Linked DNA regions of Homo sapiens: region 1 is linked to region 2. Evidence: chromatin contacts called from ENCODE Hi-C or POLR2A ChIA-PET data. All regions are on one chromosome and are shown on one strand. The core of a region is the stretch at or near the end of the contact, and the rest is flanking DNA. Distances in the headings are between cores, read along the strand shown. Region 1 has its middle 390 kb from the start of KCNJ2. Region 2 overlaps ABCA5 (ATP binding cassette subfamily A member 5).

The links. A loop is a pair of places that touch in the nucleus more often than their neighbours do. ChIA-PET counts read pairs that join two places held with the same protein, here RNA polymerase II (POLR2A).
Region 1: a map of endothelial cell of umbilical vein shows a loop between it and region 2 (7-fold over the local background). The contact joins two enhancer-like sites. A Hi-C loop is called at or near these places in 1 of 168 maps with a recorded cell type or tissue (endothelial cell of umbilical vein). POLR2A ChIA-PET finds 5 or more read pairs at or near these places in 1 of 52 experiments (OCI-LY7).

The regions. Positions count from the first base shown.
Region 1 is chr17:70,559,053-70,565,162 of GRCh38, forward strand. No RefSeq gene overlaps it. Among named protein-coding and RNA genes, the nearest start is that of KCNJ2, 390 kb to the left of the region's middle. Within about 2 kb of position 4,284, at least 2 of the 41 ENCODE cell types and tissues checked have a DNase peak (open chromatin) inside an H3K27ac peak, as active enhancers do; they include endothelial cell of umbilical vein, where a contact is called at or near this core.
Region 2 is chr17:69,267,309-69,274,029 of GRCh38, forward strand. ABCA5 (ATP binding cassette subfamily A member 5) reads right to left here. Exons shown (of 39, transcript NM_172232.4): 20 at 6,651-6,721; 21 at 3,854-3,981; 22 at 3,305-3,442; 23 at 635-748. Among named protein-coding and RNA genes, the nearest start is that of PRO1804, 36 kb to the left of the region's middle. Within about 2 kb of position 2,228, at least 5 of the 41 ENCODE cell types and tissues checked have a DNase peak (open chromatin) inside an H3K27ac peak, as active enhancers do; they include endothelial cell of umbilical vein, where a contact is called at or near this core.

The sequences.
Region 1 (6,110 bases), core at 3,034-5,533, 1.3 Mb after region 2:
TTTGTATGTTTACCGGACTCAGACTGTGACGACAAGGACCTTATTTATCCCCACTGTAAAGTCTTGTGCCTGGAATACAACCGAATCTGAATATCTGTTTTCTGTATAACTAATTCTATCATGGATGAGATTTTTATAATTATTAATGTGATGTTTCTTCTTTTGCTATTTTATTTATAAGGCTTTTTGTCTTTATGAATGTACAATTGGGACCTCTGTTTGTGTGAGAAAATTAAGATTTATTATATAAAGTATTCATGAAAAATGCTGCATGTTAGAATATTAATTCATCTTCTAACATGCAGTATGTGAGTATGTGTGTTTATACTGTATATGTATTCTTTATGCAGATATAGAAAGTAAGCTAATATTGACTTCCCTCTTTTTTGTCATTATAAGGTTTTATAGGAAACCAAGTGTTTTCTCAAGAAAAACTAAGAATCACCTTAAAAATTAGTTTGAGTTACCCAATTGTATATTAGTTATATTATTTTACTCTGCTACCCATGAGGCAAGGTTAAAGACAGAAGGCTAGATAAGTGATTCACAAAAATAAAGATAATAGAATATATATATAATATATATATACATCTCCAAGTTGTACTGTGAGTTTAAATATATGACCCACTTACTAATCAATCAATGGAGAAAAGCTATGACATATTTTTAAGGTGACATGTTAGAGGTATTTCATGAATATTTGAGATTTGATAAGACACACATATTAGGTATTAGCTAAGTATTCCTAATTATTAATGTAAACTAGACTAGAATGTGCATTAGAAAGAGTAGTAGATATATTGTCACAAAAGCTGAGTGCGAAAAGCAACACCAGCAACTTCCAGGGTGATGCCGAATATATTATTGCAGGCTTGAGTTCCCTCATCTCTAAAATAAAAGAATTGGAACAGCTGATTCATATGTTAGGCTAATATTCTATGCTCTTCCCTGAACTGAAAAGCCTCTTTAAAAGTTTTTTTAATGTAATGATTTAGCTATAATACTGCCTTTAAAAAGGGATTGACAGAGGAAGCATTTGAATTTCAATCTGGCCTTACATGCATTTCTTTTGAAAAGTCATTAGAAATGTCTTTAGAAAGGTACTATGTGTTTTTAAGGGCAACATATTAGTTATTGTAGTTTTTGAGCACATTTCCATAACACATGTGTTGTGGGGTGTTACCACCACCCCAATCAAAACATAAAATGTTTCCATCTTCTCATAACCTTTCCTCTCACTACATTTGGTCAATCCTCTTGTACTCTATCACCATGGATGAATTTTATCTATTTTAGAACTTCATATAAATTGATTCATGTAGTATGTTCTCTTTTGTCTCATACTTCCCTCATTCAAAATAATGTCTTTGAGAATTAGTTTGTGTTATTTGCCTATCAGTTGCTTGTATGTTTTTTAATTTTTATTTTTCAACTTAGTAGTCTTCCATTGTATACATATACCACAATTTATTTCTCCATTCACTTGTTGATAAACATTTAGTTTTTTTTTCTGATATTTGGTAATTATAAATAAAAATGCTAGAAAAATTCTTGAACAAGTTTTTTTGGGAGACACATGTTTTTATTCTTCTAGGATAAACATCTGAGAGTGGAATTGTTGAGTCATGGACTTAACACATTTTTAAAATAAAATTTTAAAGTAAAAATAATTTAAAAAAGAAAAGATCTTTCATGAATTTAGTAGTTTATTTCTGAGTGTAATCGACTTCATTATTTTGGCCTTTTTTTTGATGGGGGGGTGGTGGCTGGAGACTTGCCTAACTTATGGGAATCTGGAATTGCCCTTGGCATTGCATGTGGCAACACAATGGTACAGAAGCTTTTGTGAAAGTTTTTGTTTCCATGAATGATGGGAACTGCCAAAATTGAGAATTATGCACTCTGAGTGAACTTTCACATAGCTTAGGTTGGCATCACCAAGTGAGAAGCCCAGGACTTAAAAAATAAGGTAAAACAAGACAGGAGGTTTTTGTTTTGTTTTTCCTAGACTATGGCTCAAGGACCACCTGAACGGAAATCCCCTGGGTAGCTGATTAGGCATACTTTTTTTTTTTTTTTTTTTCGAGATGGAGTCTTGCTGTGTCACCCAGGTTGAGTGCAATGGCATGATCTCAGTTCACTGTAACTTCTGCCTCCTGGGTTCAAGCGATTCTCGTGCCTCAGCCTCCCGCGTAGCTGGGATTACAGGCACCCGCCACCAAGCCCGGCTAATGTTTGTATTTTTATTTTAGTAGAGATAGGGTTCTGCCATGCTGGCCAGGCTGGCCTGGAACTCCTGACCTCAGGTGATCTGCTCACCTCGGCCTCCCAAAGTGCTGGGATCACAGGCATGAGCTACCATGCCCGGCCTAGACGCACTTTTTAACAAGCATGTAAGAGACTCTTACACATAGTGAAATGTAAGAATTGCTAGATCAATCTAAACCAGAGATCCTCTGCTGTGGCGGCACATTTGCATCACCAAGGGAGCTTTCAAAATTGCCATGCCCTTGACATGCCTAAGACCAATTAAGTCAGGATCTCTAGGCATGACCACCAGATATCAGTATTATTTAAGTCTCCCCAAGTAGTTACAATGAGTAGCCAAGGATGAGATCTTCTGGTCTATTCTATGTCATCCTTAGCACATCTGAGAGCTCCACTGCCTGCATGTCTGATGTTTTGTTGTACAACTACGTCATTCTGACAATATTTCAAAGCATTGAAAGAACATTTATTTCCTTTGTACAAAATGCCTTGAGCAAGCAAGATTGTCTCAGGTGCATTTGCCGTAATTGCTTGCCTTGGTCTTATTACCTTGTGAAAAATTATGTATCTTTAATCTATGCTTTGGGTGGCAAAATTAATTAATAATTAACTTTGTACTTACCTAATAAAATAATGTTGATGTAAAGTCCTCTAAGTAGTCCTCTCACTTACTAATTTTATCTATGTATTGGCATGAATATCTTGGTTGAACCAAAGAAATAAAACCTAAAATATATGCCTCACAAAAATGTGCTTTATTTAAGTAGATTCAATGAATGAGATATCAGCTCTCCTCAAATCATTATAATGTACCTGTAAGTAACGAACTTTCATAATGTATTTAATCTATAAAAATGATTCTATATGCAGCTTTTCAGGAATGCATGCATATATTTCAGAAAGTAAAATTCCCTTTTTTTCCAGGGGAAGACTTACTAAGATATTCCACTTGAATGTATGAAGTACTTGATAAAGTGCATTTCTGCTTTACATGGTTGGAATTCTACTTTAGTGCTAACCTTGCATTTTTAAATTTTGCTAATAGAGACCATATAAAAATTCACCTGCAAAGCAACTTAAAGAATGTTCTTATTTATTATTTGTAAATGTGGCATCCTTTACCTATCATGCACACCCTGCAACATCTCCCCCAATTAAATAGATTTTGTTCTTCAATGAAGTACAATAGTTTGATGGATTACATTTAGGAAAACACGTCAGTCAATATGAACCACCGAATCCCAAAATGCTATTCAAATACCCTTATGATCTCTTTAACAAACAAAAGCCTTCAGACATCATGTAAGAACCATTGCATCTTTACTTTTTAATGCAATACAATTATTTGTGCCTACCTAAAGGTAACCAGATACAGGTTGCCTTTTGAAGTTTGCAGTAGCTTCATTTTATTCTGAACCAGAAAGTTAGCCACACCAGAGAACACTTTTTTCCCATTGTCTTCTTCAAATGTGGTTTTGATTGCCCATTGACAAAGCCAAGCTAGTGATCAGTATATTGTGATTCTCCTAATTAAAAGCATGCTAACACCTAGAATACAGTAGTTGTCCCTTATCCATGGGGGATATGTTCCAAGATCCCCAGTGGATCCTGAAGCCGTGGGTACTGAACCCTATATATACCCTGTTTTTTTTTCTATACATACACACCTATGACTAAATTTAAGTATAAATTGGACACAGTAACAGATTAACAACAATCACTAATAATAGAAAAATTATGACAATATTTTGTAATAGAAGTTGTGTGAATGTGGTCTCTCTTTCTCTCAAAATATCTTACTGTGATGTACTCACCTGTTTTCAGACCATGGTTGACTGTGGGTAACTAAAACCATGGCAACCAAAACCAGGGATAAAAGGGCACTACTGTAAACCATTCCCATAGTCCCACAACTCCCATGATAAAGACTTCACACTATAAATGAAAGAACTGTTTGATTGGCACAGACCCATCTTTGAGAGAGCCTGGAGAGCCTGGCCACCCTCCCCCCACAATATGTGCCAATGTGCCAATCATGTCTCTTTGGAATTTCACAGGCCATAGCCTTTGTTATGTGCCCTTAAAACAGCCCCTGTCCATCTACCATGCTGTTGGCTCTCTGCCATCCTTTCTAGCACTCTTAAAACAGACTATAATTGGCATTTGCTTGGCTGGGAGTCAATTTATTTTATTGCTACCTTTCCCAGTTGCCTTAACCGTTGGATGTCTTGACAGTTGGCAAATGTAGACTGTGGTTCTGATATGTCACATAAAATCTGTTGGATGAATACTTTCCTCTAGGAAAAAGTGAAAGTGAAATCCCATCCTGGTCCACCCTCTTTCCAAAACAATAAACATTTCCTGGCTTCCACAATTCCCCTAATCATTTAAAGCAGTACAGTTGTTATGGAATGGGCAGCTGAACTTAATGCGTGTCTGGACCATCTGTTCTAGTATTTAGTCTTAAAGAAGATTGCTTAAGTGACTACAGTTCATTGCAAAGAGGGTGAGTTCCATCAGGGAAAGTGCTAGGGTACTATGTCATAGAAAAACATAATCCAGAGACTCTGGAAGGACTATTTTTCACTTAGCAATGCTTAACATCCATGGAAAAAAATAAATTATTTTCCTAGGTACACAAGTAATACACAGACAAACTTGTCTCCAAATTTGTGATTTGTGTTACATTATGGACACAAATATGATATGGTTGTAGAAGAGACACAAAGAGTTTTATCGCTTTATTTTCTTGAGACATATTTTTTTAATTATAGAAACATCCTAAGTTCAAAAAGTCAGACAAAGGTCAGACAATTTACACATAATAAATGGCATGAAGTAGATAGGCAAGAAATACTGAGATTATAGAGGTAAGAATATTTTATTAAGTGAAATTCCTCACATAGCTTTTAACTATGACATTCACTATATTTCTGGGCCAGAGATTTTACAAATAATGAAGTACTTTTGTTGTTTCAACAGACTTTACCACAAGGTTCTGGTTTTGTTTAACGTTAGTGTAGGACAAATTAAGACTGTCCAGTATATGAAACCTTCAAACTTGAGAATATATAAACAGTACAGACATTATGGACCATAGTACTCACTCAGGAAACTAATTTTTTATGTGATCTCACATCATCCAAGTGCATGACTCAGTTCAGTCAAATGCCCAGAATATAAATGGAAGCAAGGCTAGTAGTAACAGTGACAGAGCAAGTTGTTATAAGAAGAACTTCCAATTATGAAGCATCCAAAAATGGAAATTTCTGCCTCTTCAAGCAGGAAGTAAATCAAATTTGAAAATATTAGGGAAAAAAAGCCTGGGAGTCTTCAAATGAGATACATACTTTGGATGAGGGATTTGCCAAGATGGCCATTGTGATTCTAGAGCGTTAAACAAATTGTACCTTAAAATTGTATAATGTAGACAGTCGTGTGTGGGCCAAGTAACTTAATGAAAGACAAATAGAGTTTCCTTTTTCTTTGTGTCATTGAGAAAAATATATATATTTTAAATTTACTTCTAGGAATATTTACTAATTGAAAATAATTCATAAATGGAGTCAAATAGAGTTGACAATGAATGAATAACCAAGAGTAGATGGAAAGAGATTAGTAAAGATAAGCAATTGTGGAATAATCTTATAGTACTTTTGAGTGCTTTTTATTTTGTGAATTAAATTATGTGAAATGATAAATGATTTATAGCATAATCGAAAGAAGAATGACACCACAGCGAAGGCCCATATTGAGCAGCAAGTCAACTGCTAGGGCTACGCGAGGCAAAGTTGGTTGGCAACCAGGTTCCTCAATAGCTGTCATGCTCCAGAAAAGAGCCA
Region 2 (6,721 bases), core at 978-3,477:
TAAGATATAATCTCAGCAGAGTGAAAAAGTGGGAGGCTTTGAACAACCAAAGACTGTACAAGATCGCTATATGCCTGAAGGAAAACAAAAGGGAAAGGCGTAAAAAGAAAGTGAAAGAATACCAAAGAACCTCTGTATACTTAGCAATTTCTCCAAGGCCCTAATGATGACAATCACTTTCATCTATTTTTTTTCCATTAATAAGAATTTAGCACCTTGACTACTTAATACCTCTGTTAAAGGATAAAAGGGACGGGCATGTTAGTTTGCCAGTTAAGAACATAAAGATCACAGTCACTTCCCAAATCCACAATTTAAACAAGTTGAGTCAACCTGAGCAAGTCATATGAACAATCCCATCTTTGATTTCCTGATCTATAAGAAATCAGTAACAAAAAACTTACCTCACAATGTTGTGAGAATTAGAGAATATAATTTTTAAAGCATGTAGCAAGTCTCAAATAATAAATATTAATTATCACTTATTACAATAAGAAACTATAATAAATGTATTTATATTCCATTTACTTATTTCTGAAATAACAATTATACTAAGCCTTGCAATCAAGCAAATAGGTTATTTTTATATGACACTTCTTATTAGCAAATTATATATTTTTAACTGAGTCATTACCTTATGATTCTCTGCATTTTCCATGGCAAAGTAAGGTGGCATTGCAGTAACAATGATTCCAAGCAAAGCTGCTTGAAAATACAGCTCAATTTTAAAAACTATATCAGTAATTTCCTGAAAGACAACCACAGAGTAACAAATGGAACTGAGAATCATTTTATATCTTAAGATATATCTTAGGATATATCTTATATCAAAAAAAAATCAAAACCTCAGAAAGAATGTATTAGAATATCTAACCCAGGCATAGTCTACATGAAAGAATGAGTGGCAGATGTATTAACAGGTGGTTGTGGACAATATTACCAACTCTGCCACTTATTAATAACTATCTGATCCTAAGCAAATCATTTTACTTTCATTTTCCTGTCTACAACACAGAATAATCAGGCATATAAATTACGCTTCACAATTTCATAAAAATGAATGATGTATTTGAAAAGCAGTTAGTATGTCCACCATAGTGGTCCTATGAAATAATAATAAATATCTAAGAATGATATTTGTTGCTCTTGTCTTTTTAATTGGGAAAAGCTATATCCAAGCTCAGCTTCCTATGGAACTAGAACTTCTTCTCCCAAGCAGAAGAGGAATTAACTCCCACAGGCCCCAATGTCGTTAGCTTCCCCAGGGATCCAGGTGCAGTCAGCTAACTTTCCCAGACAATCAATAAACAGCTAGCACTTCAAATGCAGATTACCCAAGTCCAAGGATACTATATTATCAGCCACCCTCACCAAGGTCAGTTTCCTCCCCTTGTTCTATAAGAATACAGACCCGTGGGACAGAGAAGGTACTCTGCACTGGAATAGAATCCGCAGTGCCTAGCAGATACCCTCGCACTGGCACACCCCTCCATGGGATGACATAGAGACAGAGTACATCACTGTCTTGCTGAAACCTAGCCTTCTGAGTTTTCCTATTTAGCAATTAAGTCAATTCCAAAGTTCAGGTCATATGACATTGCAGAATTTGTCTGAAACTCTCGTAATATGACAGTGGAGGCTCAGAAAGAACCCACAAATATGTAGACTAGTAGTGCAAGAAGTGGAAATGAATGAGACTACAGTTGGATCCAATCATACAGAATCTAATGAAGAAACAAATTTGAAATATTAATACGACTATATATGAATAGTTAGCTTCAAAAACTCCCATGTATTTCTTTCGAAATATAGTATGATTATATGTCAGTGTTGTTGAAAATTGTAAGTTGTAAAATCTTGTGTAATAGTTATGGATACAGACATATGTAGTAACATCAAAAAAACACGTATGGGAATTACAAATTGTGAAATTGTGAATTGCGGTTACTCCTACGGAGGAGAGAAGGAAACAAGATTGGAGAGGGGTAACATGAGTTTTCACCTGTGTCTTAAAAGTTTTACTAAAAACAAATATTATGCAATATTAACATTTGAAATATTTGGATAGTAGGTGGTTCGTTTTCTGTACGTTTGAAATATTTCATAATATGAGATACCTCTCCACAGACACTGCTGCTGGAAATGGAAAATGATGCAACCATTTTGGAAAGCAGTTTGGCAGTTCTTCAAGTGTTAAACATAGAGTTACTAGATGATCTAGCAATTCCACTCCTAATTATATATCCAAGAGAAATAAAAACATATGCTCATACAAAATCTTCTACTCAAATATTCATAAGCATTACTCATAATAGCCAAAAGGTGGAAATAACCCAAATGCCATCAACTGATGAACAGATAAGTAGAATGCAGTATTTCACATAAACATTCCATACATTCCACACAATGAAATATGATTTGGTAGTAAAAATAAATGAAGCACTGATACGTGTTACAAAACAGATGAATCTTCAAAGCAGTATGCTAAGTACAAGAAAGCAGACAAAAAAGACTACATACTGTATGATTCCATTTATATAAAATGTCTAAAATAAGGAAATCCATAGAAACAGAAAGTACATTAGTGGTTGCCTAGGGTTGGGAGTGGGTATGAGAGGAAATGAGTGATTACTAATGAGTATAAGGGTTATTTTTTTTGGAGGGGGGTGATGGCATATTTAAAACTGACTGTAGTGATGACTGCACAACTCTATAAGCATAATAAAAGACACCGAAGTGTATACTTTGAATAATGGTCAGGTTGATTGGGCATTATATTTCAATGAAGCTGTTTTTAAAAGTATGAAAAGAAGAAGATAGAAAATATTGTTACAGATATTTGTCCATTTATTTTTTAGCATATGAAAATCAAAAGGATTAAGAGAAAATATGTTGGATACTTTTCTGTAATCTTGATTCTGATATGTACAATCCAACAGTTCTATCTAGAGGAAAAATGGTTGCCTGGGTGACTTCTCAAGTTTTTTTCAATACCCAATACCTGGATTTTAGGTAAAAAATATTCATTTAAAAATTATCTTATATTTTATTCTATGATCAATATAGAACACACTTATTCCTTATACAAATATTAATACCAAAACAGAATCTCCTTTACCCTGAAACATACTTCTACTGGGGAATCCTAAACCTTAATGTAAACCGTTTCTCACTTGAGTTTTAAGAAGTCTAAGAGATCTCACAAGATAAATTTCTACATATTTTGTTATTTTTGCTTAGTTTTTAATGGTTATTATATATATGACATGCATATGGAAATTTATCTGTATATACATTGGCTTACTTGAAAGAATGGGGTACTCCAGATCTGGATGGTTTCAGTCACATTTAAATGATAAAGATAGTAGTTACTAATGATATTCACTAATATAGGTAAAGAATAAACCATAGTACTGTTGAAAACAGCTGCAAAAACATAGTCCTACAATTAAAAAAAAGACACTTATTACATACTGTATATAAGCGGATATATTATTGATATGTACCAAGCTTTTCTCACCAACAAAGCTAATTCTCATACAGAAAAACTGCTTCAACAACTCACAGAAATAATACTCAATGACAGATAAAGACAATCTGGTTTGGAATGTACAGATATTTTAATATTTTAAACAAGCATATAATTTTTTAAAAAACTAAATTTCTGTAACTTTATATATTGGTCATCTGTGAAGTAATGAAATATATCATAAATAAAGACAGCTAGTTATTTCCAAAAGTAAAATCTAATTTCTAACTCATAAGGTCAAATCAACAAATAATTAATTTTAGAAGAAACGTTTTAATCTTGCATAACTCCCAAATGGATATTCATTCACTGCATTCATCTTACCTTTTCTGAATGCATCACATTTAAAGCCGCACTATGGGGAGCCACGGATACATAGTCACTGTCATTAATCATCGTCACCATTATGTTCTGGCTTGTGAAAAAGCTAATAAGATCACTGATATCTGAGTCTGGTGTTAGAAAATAAGCAAATAATAAAAAATGAGTCTAAACGAGGCTTTTAGTAACACTGGGAAGATAATTCTATTTTTAGAGAAATATTTTATTTTCATTAGCGAATACGCAAGTAAGTACATTGGCTCTGAAGCCAGTCAGCCTGGTTTTAAAGTTGAGTTGTAACATTAAACTATTCGTCCTTCAAGCAAGTTACCTAGATGTTCTGGACCTTAAGTTCCCTCTTTTGTAAAGTGGGTAAAATAAGTATATCTGCCTTATAGGTAGAGTGATCATCCTGAGAATTAAATGACTGAATATATACACAGAGTTTAGAACCTGACACATAGTAACTGCGCATATTTTAGCTGCTGCTGCTGCTGCTGCCACCACTGCTGCTGCTGCTACAACTATTATTAACATTGAAAAGTTAACCTATAACACATGAAATTTGGTTAAATAATAAGAATAAAAATCTATCTGACAATTTTAGGTAACAAGATAACCTGCTAAGTTCAGAAAGGTATAGGTGTGGTAACATCACTCCCTAGAGAATTTTTTGTAGGCTCTGGGCAGACATGTCAATTGCCTTAACTACCTTAAAATATTCAAACACATAATCACATCTCTACATTCTCTAAAGTACCTGGAGCCAAGAGTAAGATTTTAAATCCTGTCGGGATTTAAATCTATACCAACATGTCTGCCGAATAGATGCAGTTTCTCCTCCATCATAACAAAAATCAGGATTCAGGGAAGGACAAATGTGACTTTAGAGAGAAATTTAAATCAAACAAAGCAAAACATTACTAGTAACTGAATAGTATGGCAGGGTGGATCAGACACAGCACTAGATCTCAGTGTCATAGAGAATGGTGACACTACTTTACTCCCAACCTAGTACCTTAACTGATCTCTTATCTCTAACTTGCAAGACCAGCTATGTACCCTGAGAAGAGAGACACATTATAAGTGAAGGAACCACAGCACAAGAGATACAAAAAGCTCTGCAAGGTGGGTAAGATACCACCCAATATATATACACACAGAGGCCAGTGGTTCAAAAAAAAGTGGTTTTATTTTGGAACACACACAAGGCTTAGGAAAATATGGCATGCATAAGCAAGCAACTCTAAGAATAATAAAAAATTAAGAGACAAACTGAAAATACTAGAATTTCTGCAGATCAATGAGAATTAACTCAAAGCAAAAAGATATGATTTGAATCCAAGTTCCTTTAAAAAAAAAAGAAATATTTGAGATACATGTACAATTCCCTGGACACATATAAAAAATGTCAAGATTAGCACAGTGTAAGGATTATATATTAGCAATATAAAATGTATTTTAAAACCAAAACGAGAATTCATAATGAAATTTCCTAATGAAAGAAAAAAAATTGCAAAACCTAACATTTTCCATTCGAGTAATTTTCCATTAATTTTCCATGCTCCAGGTAATTTTCCATGTTCTCACTCATTTATCCATCAATAAATACATCTTTACCAGAAAGAATGAAGGTTATGTAATATAACACGCACCAGATTTTAACAGTGATTATTTTAATACTAATTTATAATCATTCCTAGCCATGCTTATTATTTTAATACTGGGCAAAGTCTTTTTTGAATTAGTGAATCAAAAAGGAATGATACTAGAATGTAGGTGAAGTGTTAGAAAGGTTAAACCCCAAAGAGTCTGCTACAGAATAGGAGATGTTATAGGAACAACTGATCACATATGAATAAAGTTTGTATTAGCTTTTAATATTTTGAAAATCAGAACACTATGTCAGTTTTTTGTTTTGAGCTTTGCTCAAGTCTGTATGTTTAAATTTTTTTCATATTTGACAACTACATGGTAAGAATACTAATAGCAAAGCCAAAAATATCCATTACAAATCTAATATATTCAATTAGAGATATTTATATTTAAGTCTTATTTTTCTTAGTTTTAACTAATTCTTCAGACTGTCCTTGAAGAATTAAAACACTTCTATGCAGACACATACCTGTATAAATATTATGTACTACAACTCTTTGTAAAGAGGGTTTTTCAACTTTTGAAGTATATTTTGCTCATCATGGACTTATCAGCATAAAACATGCTAGTAAGAATAACGTTATTATTAAAAAAGGAAATTCTACTATTATACAAAGTATAAATTTTTTTAACTATTTATTTATTTATTTATTTATTTTGAGGCAGAGTCTCCCTCTGTTGCCCAGACTGGAATGCAGTGGTGCAATCTCGGCTCACTGCAACCTCCGCCTCCCGGGTTCAAGCGATTCTCCTGCCTCAGCCTCCCGAGTACCTGAGACTACAGGCGCGTGCCACCATGCCTGGCTAATTTTTATATTTTTAGTAGAGACGGGGTTTCACCGTGTTAGCCAGGATGGTCTCGATCCCCTGACCTCAGGTGATCCACCCGCCTTGGCCTCCCAAAGTGCTGGGATTACAGGTGGGAGCCATCGCACCTGGCCAAAACTGTCATTTATTTGTAAACCAAAATTTACTGTAATATATTCTTCAGCATCAATAAGATACGTATTGAACTATAATTTAGATTTCATGCAGACAGACCATGCCTTTACCTTAAATATAGTTTTAAAATCCAGACCTTTATCCACCCCTCAACCCCATGCTCCATGCCAACACTCGTTCACAGACCTTCACACACTCTCACCAGCAGAATTTTGAAGAAGCAGACTTGTTTTGTATTTATGTGGTTTGTCTCCAGGTTTTAGAAAATATAAG